Linked DNA regions of Homo sapiens: all the other regions are linked to region 3. Evidence: chromatin contacts called from ENCODE Hi-C or POLR2A ChIA-PET data. All regions are on one chromosome and are shown on one strand. Each heading gives the region's core, a stretch centred on a gene start or an enhancer-like site at or near the end of the contact. The rest is flanking DNA. Distances are from core to core; before and after follow the strand shown.

Region 1 (2,700 bases), core at 39-2,538, 730 kb after region 3:
TACACTGTTGGTGGGACTGTTAACTGGTTCAACCATTGTGGAAGACAGTGTGGAGATTTCTCAGGGATCTAGAACTAGAAATACCATTTGACCCAGCCATCCCATTACTGGGTATATACCCAAAGGATTATAAATCATGCTGCTATAAAGACACATTTACATGTATGTTTATTGCAGCACTATTCACAATAGCAAAGACCTGGAACCAACCCAAATGTCCAACAATGACAGACTGGATTAAGAAAATGTGGCATATATACACCATGGAATACTATGCAGCCATAAAAAATGATGAGTTCATGTCCTTTGTAGGGACACGGATGAAGCTGGAAACCAACATTCTCAGCAAACTATCGCAAGGACAAAAAAACAAACATTACATGTTCTCACTCATAGGTGGGAACTGAACGATGAGAACACTTGGACACAGGAAGGGGGACATCACACTTCGGGGCCTGTTGTGGGGTGGGGAGAGGGGGAAGGGATAGCATTAGGAGATATACCTAATGTAAATGACGAGTTAATGGGTGCAGCACACCAACATGGCACATGTATACATATGTAACAACCCTGCACGTTGTGCACATGTACCCTAGAACTTAAAGTATAATAATAAAAAATAATAAAATAAAGAAAAAAAATCTATAACTACATTTCTTGTAATTTTGTCTTTTGAGAGTATACATATCTTATTTCCTTTCCCAGACCAGAACCTCTTTGAGGGCAGGAGGAACCCGGTTTTCCCTACTTTACACATGACACATAATAACCACTCATTCAATGTAGGTTTACTGGATGGATAAATAGGAATGGGGGGTAGATAGGCGGGAGAGTGAGTAGACAAATGCGAAACAGGAAAAGCTTGCGCCAGGAAAAACAGTGAAGAGCGAAATCTCCAGACCCCCGATTAAATGGTTTAAAGTGAAGCCAAGCAAGAACCTCCAGTCCTCTCTGCGGCAGAGAACAGCAGATGATAGCGGCTCGCCTTCAACTTTGCTCTGAGGACCTCTCGTTAGTATCCCGCGATTGTCCTTCCTAACGCCTGACTGAATCCTGAGGCTAGCCTTCAGCGAACATGTACACCGCCTTGCCCTTCACGTGAAGCCGAGCCTGTGACTACACTTATCCTTCCGTCGCCGGCCTCATTTCTCCTTCCCCTTCTCCGATCTCGCAACCACTGCTAGTAAGGCGCGCGTGCGGGCAGCCCTGGCCGGCAGGGGAGGGAGGGTCCTGCGACCGGAAGCCGGAAACCGGAAGGGGGGCTGTGAGGACGTGTTCCGAGGAAGCCAGAGCCGGAGCCGTGGCCTGCGGGGCCGGCGACATGGATCCCCTGTTCCAGCAAACGCACAAGTGAGGGCCGGTCGGGGAGCGGGCAGGGGCTAGACGAGGCGAGGCCAGGTGAGCCTGGCTTCTGGGGCTGAGGCCTCGGACGTCAGCCAGGGTAGAGGCCGAGTTTTTCCGCCAGGGCACTGCTGGGGATGCCTCCGAAGTGCTTAATCCTTGGCGGGACTCCCAGGTCAGCCACAGACAGTGGGTTCAGGCTGGGGCCTGGAGACGTGGGGCAGATGACTCCTGGGGTCTGCAAGTTCGTGACTACCTGCTGGGTAGACTGGGTGACGGGAAACTGGCACCTGCAGGTTATAAAACTTTGTCCAGCACTTGTCAACTCGGTGCTCCTGGTTGGTAGACCTCGAGAGGAGACACGGAGTAGGAGACACGGCCCCTGGCCGTAGGAGTGTACTGTTTAATTGGAGAGTCAGGGCACGTACGGGAAAGTATTTGTATTCTTATTCGATTTATACTAAAGACCACATTTTTATGGTACAAAGAAATTGCTGTCCACGTAGCATTCACTATTATTACTTGTTAATCGTATCTGGTTACAGGTTATCGCTAAGAAAATCAAATTGTAATTTAGTTTCTCATAACTTAAATTCCTTGGTAGTGTCCTTTATTCGCATCGTCCTGCACTTTCGGAATTGCTGAGATACGTAGTTGAGTATTAATGGGGCCATACTTACCCTATTTTTGGGGGCGGGGGGCAGAATTATGATTTTTACCCTGTTTTGGAGGGACGGAATTTTATGATTTTTATTTTTTATTGTAAAATATACACAACATAAGATTTACTGTTTTAACAATTTTTAAGTGTACAATTCAGTGACATTGAGTACATTCACAACTTACATCACTACGATCCATTTCCAGAACTTTTTCATCATCCCAGTGTGCCTGTTAATCAGTAGCACTTCATTTCTTCCTTCCAGAACACCTAGTAACCTCTGTTTTACTTCTCTCTATGAGTTTACCTATTCTAGATACTTAATATAAGTGGAGTCATACAGAATTTGTCCTTTTGTATCTGGCTTATTTCACTTAATGTTTTCAGGGTTCATCTATATTGTAGCCTGTTACCAGAATTTCATTCTGTTTTATGACGGAATAATATTCCGTTTTATGTGTCTACCACATTTTGTTATCCATTCATCTGTTGATGGACACTTGAGTTGTTTCCACCATTGGGCTGTTGAGAATAATACTGCTATGAACTCTGGTGTAGAAGTATCTGTTTTAGTTTCTCTTCTCAATTTTTTGAGGTATATACCTATCCTATTGAGAACTTTCAAACTTATGCTGTAGTTTTGTTGATTAAAACACTTAAAATCACACTCCCAAGGCCTGGAAATGAAATGCCCTGAA
Region 2 (2,700 bases), core at 1-2,500, 870 kb after region 3:
CTTGGAAGATGGGAGGCTGGATGGCTCTTGGGAGCAGACCCGCAGGGTACTACTGCACTTCAGGAAATAGCAGAGAGAGTTTGGTACAGTTTACTATCCTAGGCTGTAGGATTTTGAAAAGGAGATACCATGTCGTCTATGTCTTGTTGATTAGAAGACTATTTGAGTGGAAAGTGGATAACCTGGACCTCTGGTTCACCGTGCGCACAAGTGTAACAGTTGTTTTTGTTTAAAGAGTGAACGGAATATTTCATTTATTTTAGCCAGGCATTTATATTTTGATGTCTTGTTGTTTGCCTTAGGTTTTTTACTTTTACTATAGAGACTTTGGTTTTGTTATTTGGTAAGAGAGGAGTGATAACTAAACAGGCATTAAAAGTAATAATTTGAGGTGAGTTAGATTTAGTTACATTAATAAGATGGGAAGTAGTTGAAGGAGAGAAAAGATAGATAAAGTTTTTTTAGTTTTAATTTGGTAGGGCTTGACCCTGGAGCAATGGCCTATGACTTTTATGGTGATGACATTTTCTCGACTTGGGTACGACGTGTTAATTTATTTTTTTGCTGTGCGAATGGCAGTCTTGGTGGTCAGCAGCTTAAGGTAGGTTTCTTCCTAGGCTGGCTTGCATTTTTCTTTTTTTTACATCTTTCGATAAGGACGTGGTTTTCAAGCTGGTGCTGGTGTACTGGAAATGTTAGGGGTGGTACCTGTGCTAAAAGGCTTTTAGTTTTGAGGGAAGGGAAAGTGGAAAATAAGTATATAATTTTTGAGAAACTGATTTTTTGTTTTAAATGTGGGGACATTAGCAGTAGAATGTAAGTAAGGCAAACTATAGGTATTTTTTGGTCTATAAGTCCTTAGTGCCTTCTTAAGTTTTTTTTTTTTTAACTTTTTCTTATGTTGCTTTTGAAGGAAACTTTGGGGTTTTTTCTTAGAACTTTGTACATCTTGGGGCTTGAGGCCCCATAGTGACACCTCCAACTCCTTCCCCGCTGAGCGCTGCCTAGGGGACGCGGCGGCCTGGCTCCCCTTAAGGTCTTGGCCTCCCTGTGGCCTTTATTGCTCCCTTGCGTTGTGGCCTTAGGGATGAGTGGCCCTGTGACTTACCTGGCAGCCCTCGGACCTTGCTCCTGCCCAAGCCCCTGCCGTTGGGCCCCGGTGTTGGGTTCGGTTGTGCTGTCTAACGGCTGCCTGGCCCCCTCCCCCCTCCCCTGTACAGGAAGTGTCTGTTGGCGGCTAGGTCCCCCACCAGATGGCTCATGCTGTGGCCACTCTAGGAGCAGCTGGAGGTGGAAACTCGTTGGTATTAACCCTGTGCTGGAGGGCCCTTAATGGGTTTTTTGATGCAATTGGAACAAGATTTATTTATTTTTTATACGGGGCTTAGATAACATTTCTCTTTGGTTTAGCAATATTTATTTTCATTTGGAAAATTTTTAGCACCTATTTTTATTAGTTTTTAGAATAAAGAAAGTCAAACATCATTTTATGTTTGATAATGTTTCCTGTATGATTTTATAAGAGATAAGTTAAATTTTACCTTTATATTAGTGTACTATTAATGTTAAACTACATTTTAATAAAACCTTGTAGATATTATTTAATTTTAACGTTTGACTATAAGGTAAGATTTTTATAGATTCTTTTTAACCCTTTATAATTTTTGTTAAAGAGCAGGTTAGTGCTTTAAGAAAAACCTATTGTGCTTTTATTTTTATGTTCAGTTCATAGAAAAACTGGATGATACCCCTTTAACTTTAGCCGATATGTTTATACACAGAATTTTTTTTATAATTAACATTTTAAAACTTGCTTAAACTTTTAAAACAAATTTTTTTGACCTTTTAATGTAGGTAAGAATTCAAATTTTTATGCCTCTTTATAATCCTTTTATTAAAAGTGTATTTTATTTTCCTTATACACCTTGCACATAAACTTAATAGTTTTACATTTAGGAGGCCAAATTAGTTTTAAATTATATAATATGTTTTGCATAAATTCTTTTTATAGCATTTTTTATGACTTTTACAGATAATTTTTGACATGCCTTAACATTTTGCCTTCCTTTTATACTATTTATTTTTTTAGTATTATCCTTTTTTCAAAATTTCTGTTTTTTCCAATCTTTCTTATTTTTTCCATTTCTCTATTTGCGTTCTTTTTTTTTTTTCTTTCTGTCATTTCCTGGTTTCTTCCTCATTCCCGAGTTCTCCTGCTCCTGCAGCTGGCAGGCCGGGCAACGGCATGGGTACTGCCCCTGCGCACGCACTGCCGTCCATCTCTTTTGTTTTTTTCTGATTTTCCTTTTTAGTTTTTCCCTTCTCTCCTCACACTTACTTTTTTGGGCTGGGTGGGATTTGCGCAGCCGTAGTCCAGCCCCAGGAAGTTGGTGCCCTGTTGAGCTCACCGCTTTCTTCTGGATAACTCCGATCTCAGCCTTATTCCAAGTCTTAACAGTGTCTTCTCATCCTTAGTCTCCTAGCCACTGTATACCTTCTTTTCCGTCTCCTGCCGTCCTGAGGACACCCCATCCCTAAGTCTTTGCTAAACTGTCCTGAACTCTTACTGCCTCCTTTCCTACCACCCTCACCCAATCTTGTTAAAAAATGACATCTCCGTGTCCTTTCACCCCCGCTGACACCACCGCATGTCTTTACCCCAACTCTGCGTCCATTGCTTCCCTCGACCCCACTCCCATT
Region 3 (2,700 bases), core at 171-2,670:
ATTTTTAAGTAAGACACGGGAGTAGCGCTGTTTATCGTATGGAAAACAAACTATTTGCTAAGAATCAAAAGACCGTCAGCCGGAAAACAGGCCCCCAAAAAGGCAGTTAAGATTCCAACTCACTTAAAAGCAAATAAATCCCTCTTCCTCTTTAGTTTAAAAAAAAAAAAAGTCCGCCTGAGGGAGACTACATCTGAAAACGTAAGTGACCTGAATTTACAGGCAACAAAAATAATAAATGAAACAATCAGAGTTGTGATACAAACCGTGCAACGCGCCAAGATGTGTGTTTCGAGCAGAGAAAGGCCTTTTGCAGTCAAGAGAAGTTCAAGGCGAGAGCCAGAGTTTGTTTGGGGGGTTCTTTTACGGGAATAAATCATGTTCTTCAGGCCGCCTTTTTAAATAGAACGCCAAAGGAAAAGCTGGCGAACGAGGCGGCAGCTCCTGGGGAAGGGCCCCCGCACACCCCCGCCCTTGGGGCGACTCCCAGCCCGGACCCGCAGCAGGGAAGCCCGGAGAGGCCATTTAAAGTTCCGGGGGATTTTTCTACCCTGCCCTGCCTTTCTAGTTACAACTAACAAAGAGAGAGAGAAATGGGAGCCACAGGGAGAGCGAGGAGAAGGAGAAAGGGCAGCAGGAGGAGGAGGAGAGGAGCAGCAGCAGCACCTACCACGTGATGGAGGAGCGTAGCCCGGGCGGATTCAGCCCCACAAAATGGGCGCAGTTTGCAAACAGCCCCCCGGCCTGGGCGCCGAGGGCCAGCGGCGGGCGGGGGCGCGCGACGGCGGCTCCGGCCCGGGCCCGCCGCTCTCCTCCCCCCGACGCCCGGAGCCGCCCTGACTTTCCGGGCGGGGGGGCGAGGCAGAGGGGGAGGGGAAGGCGGCGGCGGGGAGCGGCTGCTTTTTCTTCTCTTTCGGGCCCTTTCCCGGCCTTGCTCCGCACCGACGGGGCCCGAGCACGGCTGGAGACCGCAGCCCGGCCGGGAGGGCGGGCGGGCGGGGGCAGAGAGTGAAACCGCCCCCCCGCCCCGCACAAACAAGCACCGCCGTCTGCAGCCCGAACCCGCACCCAGGCCGCCACCCCCGGCCGCCTCTTTCCAGCCGGGGAGCGCGCTTCAGCCGCCCCCCGCGCCGCCGCGGCGAGACGAGTCGGCTTCGCTACGGTGCTCGGTTCTCCCGCCGGCTCGGCGAGCGGTGGCGGCGGTGGCGGCGGCACTGGGAAAATGGCGGCCGAGCTCCTTTTCCCTCCCCCCCTTTAATCTGAAGCGGAGGGAGAATGGAGCGAGCGAGCAAGCGGGCGAGCGCCGGGGACACGGGGAGGAGGGACAGCAGCGCCTCCGCCGGCTGCGGCTGCGGCGGCGAAGGGCCGCTCCACCCCGGCGCGCCGCCAGGGGGCGCCCGCCGCGCCGCCCCCGCGGGCCGCCAGGAGGCGCGGCCGCCGCCGCCTCAGTCATGGCTCCTCGCCGTGGCCGATGTTTTTGTACCTCCATCTGCGGAGGCCGCGGCGCCCGGCCCCAGCTGCCCCGGACGTGCGGCGACGGCACGCAGCACTGCGGCAGGGGGAAGCCAGCCCTCGCTGCGGCCGAGGTGAGTCTAACCTGAGGCACTGACGCCGTCACATGCCCTCCGTGCTGGGGCCGGCGGTGCGGCTCGCCAGTTGAGGGGCAGGGCGGGCCGGCGCCGCGGAGCGAGAGGACGTGAGCGAGGAACTGTTTGCACTGTGTAGTAAAGAGGGTAAGGCCGTCGGCACCACACTATTCCAAGGCTAACCCTGCAGAAAGCTCCCTGACCAGTGAAGCGGCTTCCGCCGCCCGCCCTTTGTCCCTAGCAGCCAGCCTCCGTATACTGCAGCACGGCTGGGCACTAGCCCCAGCACCGCGCTCCGCAGCCACCAGAGTTGGGCGGGGTGGGGAGGGTGCACGTAGTCACTGCGCAGGCCCCAGCCAGGGCCCGCGCCGGGCCAGCCCGGGAAGGGACAGCCGGGAGCCAGAGGGGAAGTGATGGCCCCGCCGGCGCCGGGCCCGCTGGGAACTGTAGTTTTCGTGAAGAAACACGCGTCTTGTTTTGGGTGTCATGGCTTGGCAGATCCGCCAAAACAGGCAAATGGCATTACACAATGAGTATTTATGCTTCCTGCCGCCACCAAAAGGAAGTTCACTGCCATGCTAAAAGTTTAACAAAGAACTCCATAAAGAAACACAAGTCTCACAACAAAAAGCCAACTTCCCACCTCGTTACCAGAGTTGGTTTAAAGTGGTGGCACCTTATCATTTCTCATGACCAGTTTATCAGTACAGAACTTTATATTGTCCCCAAAATAGGACCTTTAAAATAATGGAACCTTTCCTAGACTTAAAGAATTCATAAACATAATGTAATACAAAGTGTCACACAAAGTGTAATTCTACCACCCTTTAAAGTTGCCAAAAGATGAGTGGAGTATCTTGAGATTTAAAAGACTAATCTAGGATTCATCAAAACTGGCTTAAATGACTGAAGAAAAAATCGTTCAAATCATTAAATCATCAAATTCGGCAGATAAGAAGGGTATGTATGCTCTACTACCAAAAAGGAAGACGCAAAATGCTTCACACTTTTTTGTGGCTTACCAGAACCAATATCCGGCATTATACGTCACTTCTGCTTATCAAAAAACACCCTCACAGTCGTTACAGAACGGTTTTAGTCTTCCCACAAAGTT
Region 4 (2,700 bases), core at 123-2,622, 970 kb before region 3:
TGACCTGGCCTAGAGATAATTCGGGGCTCCTTCAGCGGGCCCTCCCTCCTCAGTGCCCTGGAAGTGTAGGGAGGGGTCAGTTGGGGATCCCCACAAATTAAATGGGGAATGAGAGGAGCAACTGAAAGTCTCAAATTCAGGCTATAGATGGGACCCCAGCCCCCCATACTCTCCCGTCCTACATGAGATGGGCAGTGGAGGGCCAGGACAGCAACTCCAAGCCAGTGTAGGTTTTGGAGGTAGACAGTGAGGAGGCTTGCTTCTGTCCTTTGTTAGCTGAGTGCCCTTGGACAGCTTACTTACCTACTCTCAGCCTCAGTTTCCCCATCTCTAAAATAAGGCTACCAATACCTACCTTCTCTGGCCATTGTCAGGATGAATGAAAGAGCTCTGAAAGTATTTCTGTAATTAGCAGACATCAGAGATTGTTATTCTCCAAGGTAAGAGGCCCCCCTAGATCCCTGGCGGTGACAGTGTCAAGATTCTTTTTCCCTCCTCTGCGGTGCCCACTCCTTTTCCAGCCTTGTGGCTGGCTCTCATCCTCCTTTCCGCAACCCCCCACTCCTCCTTGGGACCACCTTGGCGGGCCCAGCTTCTCGCAGCCTGCCATATTCCATAGGTGCCCCCATTCTAAAACCTGTAGGGGTGCCCTGCACAGGCGCACGGTTGGTCGAGGTGGGACAGGTGGCGGGGGTCTCCACTGGCCTGCGTCCGCGCCCCCCACCCTGTTTAGGAGTTCCTGTTTGGAGATGGCTCCCCCTCGTCCTCAGCTCGTCTCTGGGCTAAGCAGGGGAGGAGAGAAATAAAAGGTGGGGGGCCTGGAAGGGGGTTCCCACCTTCTCAGTCCGGGACGCGAGACGGGAACGCAGCCCTGGCGCCCCAACGCTGCACCACCGTGGGTCTCCGAGCCGTGCTCGCAGTCGCTGAGATCCTCGGTGCGGAGAAGATGTGCCCCTCCAATCCCCAGGCCGTGATCCCCTTCACCCAGACCCGGCCAATCCCTCGCCCGAGGCGAGCGGGAGGATGCGGTTCTAGGACCCGGAGGCGCCGCCGAGCGCGCCGCCGCCTCGGCCTCGCCTCGGTGGCCTCCCGCTCCGGCAGGTGAAGCGGCGCCGGCCGCCCCCTCTGCGGCAGGTGAAGCGGCTCGGCAGCCCACTCCCCGCCCGCCATGGTTGCGGGGGTCCCCCGGCCAGCGCCCGCCCCCTCCCTCCAGCCCGCCCCCCTGGGGCTGGGTGCCCGGCGGCGGCGGCGGCGAACTGCGGTTTGCGCGCACGGGGAGCGACAGCAGAAGTTCGAAAATCGCCGAGGGGGGAGCCAGCGCCGCAGCTTCCTGCCCCCGGCCCAGCCCTCTGGCCCCGGCGGCCTGCAGCCTGACTTCCTCCCCCAACCCTGCAGCTCGCCGCCCGGTCCCACGGACGGGGCCGCCCCGATGGGACGCCGCGCTCCGGCCCCTGCGCGCCGCTGAGCCGAGCGCCCCCCGCTGCCGAGACCCCCGCCGCCACCGCCAGCCGCTGCCCCCTCGCCCCCGCCCGGGCCGGGAGCCTCGTCCCCGTCCCCCGGAAAGCTGGATTTCCGAGGCTGGAGGCGCCTGGCCGGCTGGGTGGGGACCACCATGGGCAACGCGGCCGGCAGCGCCGAGCAGCCCGCGGGCCCCGCCGCGCCGCCCCCCAAGCAGCCCGCGCCTCCCAAGCAGCCGATGCCCGCGGCCGGAGAGCTGGAGGAGAGGTTCAACCGCGCCCTGGTGAGTGCGACCCGGAGGCGGGTCGGGCGCGGGCGGGGGGCGGCAGGGGCGCGGCAGGGGCTGGGCGCGCGTCCCCGCCCCCGGGGACTCAGGTGCCGCTTGGAGATCCCCGGTCCGGCAGCTGCCCCCTCCAGGAGGTGGGAGCGACAGTGGCCTTTTTTTCAGAGTGACTTAGCACTCTCCCCCCAAAACTTTCTTCAGTTATCGCCCGGTCTCCCTCCCTAAGACGCCTCCACCCCAGCTGGGTCTTAAGGTCTAAACAAGTATGTCCTGTGAAGAAGTTGGGAGCGGGGCACGCACAGGGGTCCCGGGTCGCCCCCTTCCCCACTGCACGCAGGCCCAGCCACCGGGCGCGGGTCTGGGGCATCTGCCTTTCTGTGTCTGGAGTCAAAGATGAAAGGGTTACAACCTCCCGGGAGCGGGAGACCTGCTGGAGGTGTTGGGTCCTGATTTGTTGGGCGCCTGGGCTGCGGGGAATGGGGTTGTCGGATCATGGCCAGGAGGTATCTGTGTTTCTACCCCGCCATATGTCAGAGCCAGGGTGCCTGTGGGTCTTTATCTTGGGGCATCCTTTCCAAGCCACTGAAGGGAGTAAGATGAGGGAGGGTGGGGTCAGGACGGGTGGGTCGCCCAGGCTAGGGGTGGAGCAAAATCTGGAACCACCCCCCTCTGTGCCTACCTGGGGAATTGGAGCGGGGTCGCTGGGGAATAGGTCTCTGGGAGGGAACCAGCAGCTCAGGCCGAGCCTGGAAACAGTCAACATGTTCAGTGGGGTGGGGGCTCCAGAGCAGACTCAGGGGTCTCCAAGACCCTGCATAAGGCAGAAGTAGGGAGAGGAAGAGCTGCTCACTCTCACTCTCCCCACCCCCGACGCCCTGGCCCTGGCTCCCTCCTCTAACTAATTGCCTGGTGGCCTGCCTGCTGTCAGCCTTCCCTTGCTGGACGCTGGGTGACAGGCA
Region 5 (2,700 bases), core at 74-2,573, 880 kb before region 3:
ATTCTGGGAAAGACCCATCCTTAGTCCCAGCTATGAGGCATCAGGCAAGATATATACCACCCCCACTCCCTCATACACACCTGCCTCAGGTGCCTCGCCCATAAAACAAGACACTACAATCTGTCTTACCACACAGCCATCTGAAGGAAAACGGAGCTCACAGGTATGAAGACACTAAGCAAAAAACACATCACTAATGTTAAGATACTGTCTCCTTCTAATCTTTCAGAAAGACCATGTTTCTAGTCAAGGGGTTTCCAACATTTTTCTTGGAATAAACTCCAGACTCCTATTTTATATCATGACCTCACTCTAATCATTTAATTTCATGTGCTTTTAAAGTCCTTAATTAAGTCATTGGTGTTCATTGTCTCCAGCGATCAAAAGTAGTTTTACCATTTACTTTGCTGATGTATGTACCTTTTCACCACTTATCCTCTCCCTCATTCATACCTCCAGTCCACCCTTTAGGGCCGAGAGCAACTTTTTAACCTCGACTAGGAAGGAAACACTTTTTCTGAAGCTACCCAGCACTAAGGAGGCTCCCGGGCAGGTGGGAAACGTACGTACAAGTGGCCCCTCTCTGCCTGGTGCCCAGTGGCTGCAAGATGCCAGGGCCACGATGGGTTTCCAAGATGGGAATGTTATATTTGAACCGACAGATAAAGTCCCGAGTTGGAGAGCCCAGAAGAATTACAGAGGAGGACTGGGGTCCGAGGGCGGAGGGAGGATGCTGCGGGCGGCCAGCACTGCCCCGCTGCATGCTGAGGACAGGCTTAGCTCCTGCTCCCCGCCTTGAGGTGTGACCTGAGAACTTCCCATGAAAGGCCGGGAGGGTTTCACGCCAGGGCAGATGCCAGGGCGCACTCCTGCAGGAGACACGTCCGCCCCGCGGCAGGCGAGCTCCATCCTGGGGGCACTGGGGCGCAGAGCAGGCGGGCGGGCCTGGCGGCGGCGCGGGGCACTAGTGAAGGGGAAGCAGGCGGCCCCTGCGCGCGCTCGGAGCCAGCGTGTGGCCAGCAGGAGTGCGCGGCCTGGAGGCCCGGGGCGAGCGCGGCACCGGCAGCGCGTGCGAGGGCGCGCCCGCGGACCGCTGCGAGTGGGTTGGACGGGGTACGTCGGACTGCGCTGGCCTGGCCGCCGACCCCACTGCTCCGGGGCGAGGGGCCAGGCCGCAGCCCAGCCCGGGGCTGAGAGGCGATCCATCCCAGCCGCTCCCTGGTCGCCTCGCACCGGGCCCCAGGGTCCCGCCCCGTCACCTACCGGCCAAGCGCCGATCTCCCCAACCAAGCGAGTGTTGCGCTCCGCTCGCCCGCGATCTCCCGCCGCCGGCCGCCGACCGCTGAGCTCCCGGCCCGTGGTCGCCCCGCCCCGGTCCCGGGCTCCGCCCCCTCGCCTTCTCGGCCGCCCCCGGGGCCACGCCTCCCCCGGAGGCTGTAACTTTGCCTCGCTTCGCGCCTCCTTTCTTTGGCCGCACCGCGACCCGTGGCCCCGCCCACTCCCCTACGCCAACCAATGAGACGGTCGTCCCGGCAAGCCCGTCTTCCCGCTCCCTAGCAACGATTGGTTAACGAGGCCTGGTTTCCAGAAATGGGCACTATTTCCGGACGATGTTTGTAGAAGGGAGATCGCTGGGCGGGCGGACTGACAGAAGGCGGAGGCGACTAGGGTGTTGGTGGAACCACACATGCGCCCTCGGCTTCTGGCAGTCTTACCAGCTGCGTTCTCGAGGTTACGGGAAGGAAGGGCGAGTGTGCGCATGCGTGGGCACTCCCTGCCACTGACTTCGGTTACCTTGGAGACAGCGAGGCGCTCTCCCTCGTGGGTCGCGCGCGTTCCGCTTCCTCTCTGCTGCCAAGCGGTGGCGGCTGAGGCGGGAGGTGGTGGGGGTAGAGACGTTTTTATTGAGCTCTTACCGTGTGCCTGGTCCTGTAGAATCCCTGGAATGAGTAAAGAAGGTTACAGTGCCTGCCCTCGAGAAGCTTGGGGAGCCAAGGGCTTACAGGGGCCCGACCTGTGGGTTGAAACCCAGGTACAAAGAGAGCATGTGGGTGCGTGGCGTGGTACGAGCGCTGAGCAAAGCATCTGCTCTCTGGGTTTGCAGACCACAGAGCCAGCAAGAGGATGAGAGCTTGATGTATGCAAAGAAAGGACCTGGAGTTCAGAATATGCATTGAAGTGTCAACAGTGCTTCTTTCTGAATGGGGGTCGGGGGTGGGGAGTAGGGAAGGTATAGAAACTTTTTCTAACTTTTGCCCCTCTGTATTATCTAGTGTTTCCACACTGAGCTTGTATTTTATTTGTAATAAATTCCAGGCCAGGCACGGTGGCTCACTCCTGTAATCCCAGCGCTTTTGGGAGGCAAAGGCAGGAGGATCGCTTGAGGCCAGGAGTTGGAGAACATCCTGGGCAATATAGCAAGGACCTCGTCCTTGCAAAAAAATAAAAGAATAGCCAGGCGTGGTAGTTTGCACTTGCAGTCCCAGCTAGAGGGGAGGCTGAGAGTCTGAGGTTACAGTGAGCCATGATCGTGCCACTGCACTCCAGCCTGGGTAACAGAGTGAGGCAGTCCTTTAAAAAAAAAATCCAAACTTTTTTTTTTATTGCAAAATAAAAGATGTACTCCTACCCTGGGCATCCCACTTCCATGAAGGGTCCATGGTAGGTGTGGTGAGTGGCTCTAGTCCGGGGATAGGCAGG

What was found. Hi-C counts contacts between places; a loop is a spot of excess contacts on that map. ChIA-PET counts read pairs that join two places held with the same protein, here RNA polymerase II (POLR2A). Pooled maps may share reads with other maps.
Region 1: a loop to region 3 is called in a map of CD8-positive, alpha-beta T cell, with 7 times the contacts of the local background. The contact joins the promoter of GOSR2 here to the promoter of KANSL1-AS1 in region 3. A Hi-C loop is called at or near these places in 1 of 168 maps with a recorded cell type or tissue (CD8-positive, alpha-beta T cell), 5 of 37 single-sample maps with no recorded cell type and 11 of 50 pooled maps.
Region 2: a map of B cell shows a loop between it and region 3 (5-fold over the local background). The contact joins the enhancer-like site here to the promoter of KANSL1-AS1 in region 3. A Hi-C loop is called at or near these places in 1 of 168 maps with a recorded cell type or tissue (B cell) and 5 of 50 pooled maps. POLR2A ChIA-PET finds 5 or more read pairs at or near these places in 1 of 52 experiments (A549).
Region 4: a map with no recorded cell type shows a loop between it and region 3 (4-fold over the local background). The contact joins the promoter of FMNL1 here to the promoter of KANSL1-AS1 in region 3. A Hi-C loop is called at or near these places in 2 of 168 maps with a recorded cell type or tissue (CD4-positive, alpha-beta memory T cell and naive thymus-derived CD4-positive, alpha-beta T cell), 5 of 37 single-sample maps with no recorded cell type and 12 of 50 pooled maps.
Region 5: a loop to region 3 is called in a map of CD8-positive, alpha-beta T cell, with 16 times the contacts of the local background. The contact joins the promoter of MAP3K14 here to the promoter of KANSL1-AS1 in region 3. A Hi-C loop is called at or near these places in 3 of 168 maps with a recorded cell type or tissue (CD8-positive, alpha-beta T cell and naive thymus-derived CD4-positive, alpha-beta T cell), 5 of 37 single-sample maps with no recorded cell type and 14 of 50 pooled maps. POLR2A ChIA-PET finds 5 or more read pairs at or near these places in 2 of 52 experiments (B cell and activated CD4-positive, alpha-beta T cell).

The regions. Positions count from the first base shown.
Region 1 is chr17:46,921,872-46,924,571 of GRCh38, forward strand. It overlaps GOSR2 (golgi SNAP receptor complex member 2), which reads left to right and starts at 1,289. Exons shown (of 6, transcript NM_004287.5): 1 at 1,289-1,350. The coding sequence starts at 1,322. It overlaps GOSR2-DT (GOSR2 divergent transcript), which reads right to left and starts at 1,000. Exons shown (of 3, transcript NR_186460.1): 1 at 940-1,000. It also overlaps a transcript of LRRC37A2 not described here. RefSeq lists an enhancer at 1,265-1,989.
Region 2 is chr17:47,066,306-47,069,005 of GRCh38, forward strand. The region is part of intron 2 of LOC101927060 (a long non-coding RNA gene); the gene reads right to left. Among named protein-coding and RNA genes, the nearest start is that of RPRML, 88 kb to the left of the region's middle. RefSeq lists enhancers at 1,844-2,345, 2,346-2,700. Within about 2 kb of position 1,251, at least 38 of the 41 ENCODE cell types and tissues checked have a DNase peak (open chromatin) inside an H3K27ac peak, as active enhancers do; they include B cell, where a contact is called at or near this core.
Region 3 is chr17:46,192,153-46,194,852 of GRCh38, forward strand. KANSL1-AS1 (KANSL1 antisense RNA 1) reads left to right here and starts at 1,421. Exons shown (of 2, transcript NR_034172.1): 1 at 1,421-1,586. It overlaps KANSL1 (KAT8 regulatory NSL complex subunit 1), which reads right to left and starts at 1,277. Exons shown (of 15, transcript NM_015443.4): 1 at 671-1,277.
Region 4 is chr17:45,220,513-45,223,212 of GRCh38, forward strand. It overlaps FMNL1 (formin like 1), which reads left to right and starts at 1,373. Exons shown (of 27, transcript NM_005892.4): 1 at 1,373-1,741. The coding sequence starts at 1,613. It overlaps FMNL1-DT (FMNL1 divergent transcript), which reads right to left and starts at 1,253. Exons shown (of 3, transcript NR_147507.1): 1 at 837-1,253. RefSeq lists silencers at 948-1,397, 1,408-1,457, 1,738-1,847, 1,770-2,064 and enhancers at 1,911-2,411, 2,412-2,700.
Region 5 is chr17:45,315,697-45,318,396 of GRCh38, forward strand. MAP3K14 (mitogen-activated protein kinase kinase kinase 14) reads right to left here and starts at 1,324. Exons shown (of 16, transcript NM_003954.5): 1 at 1,264-1,324.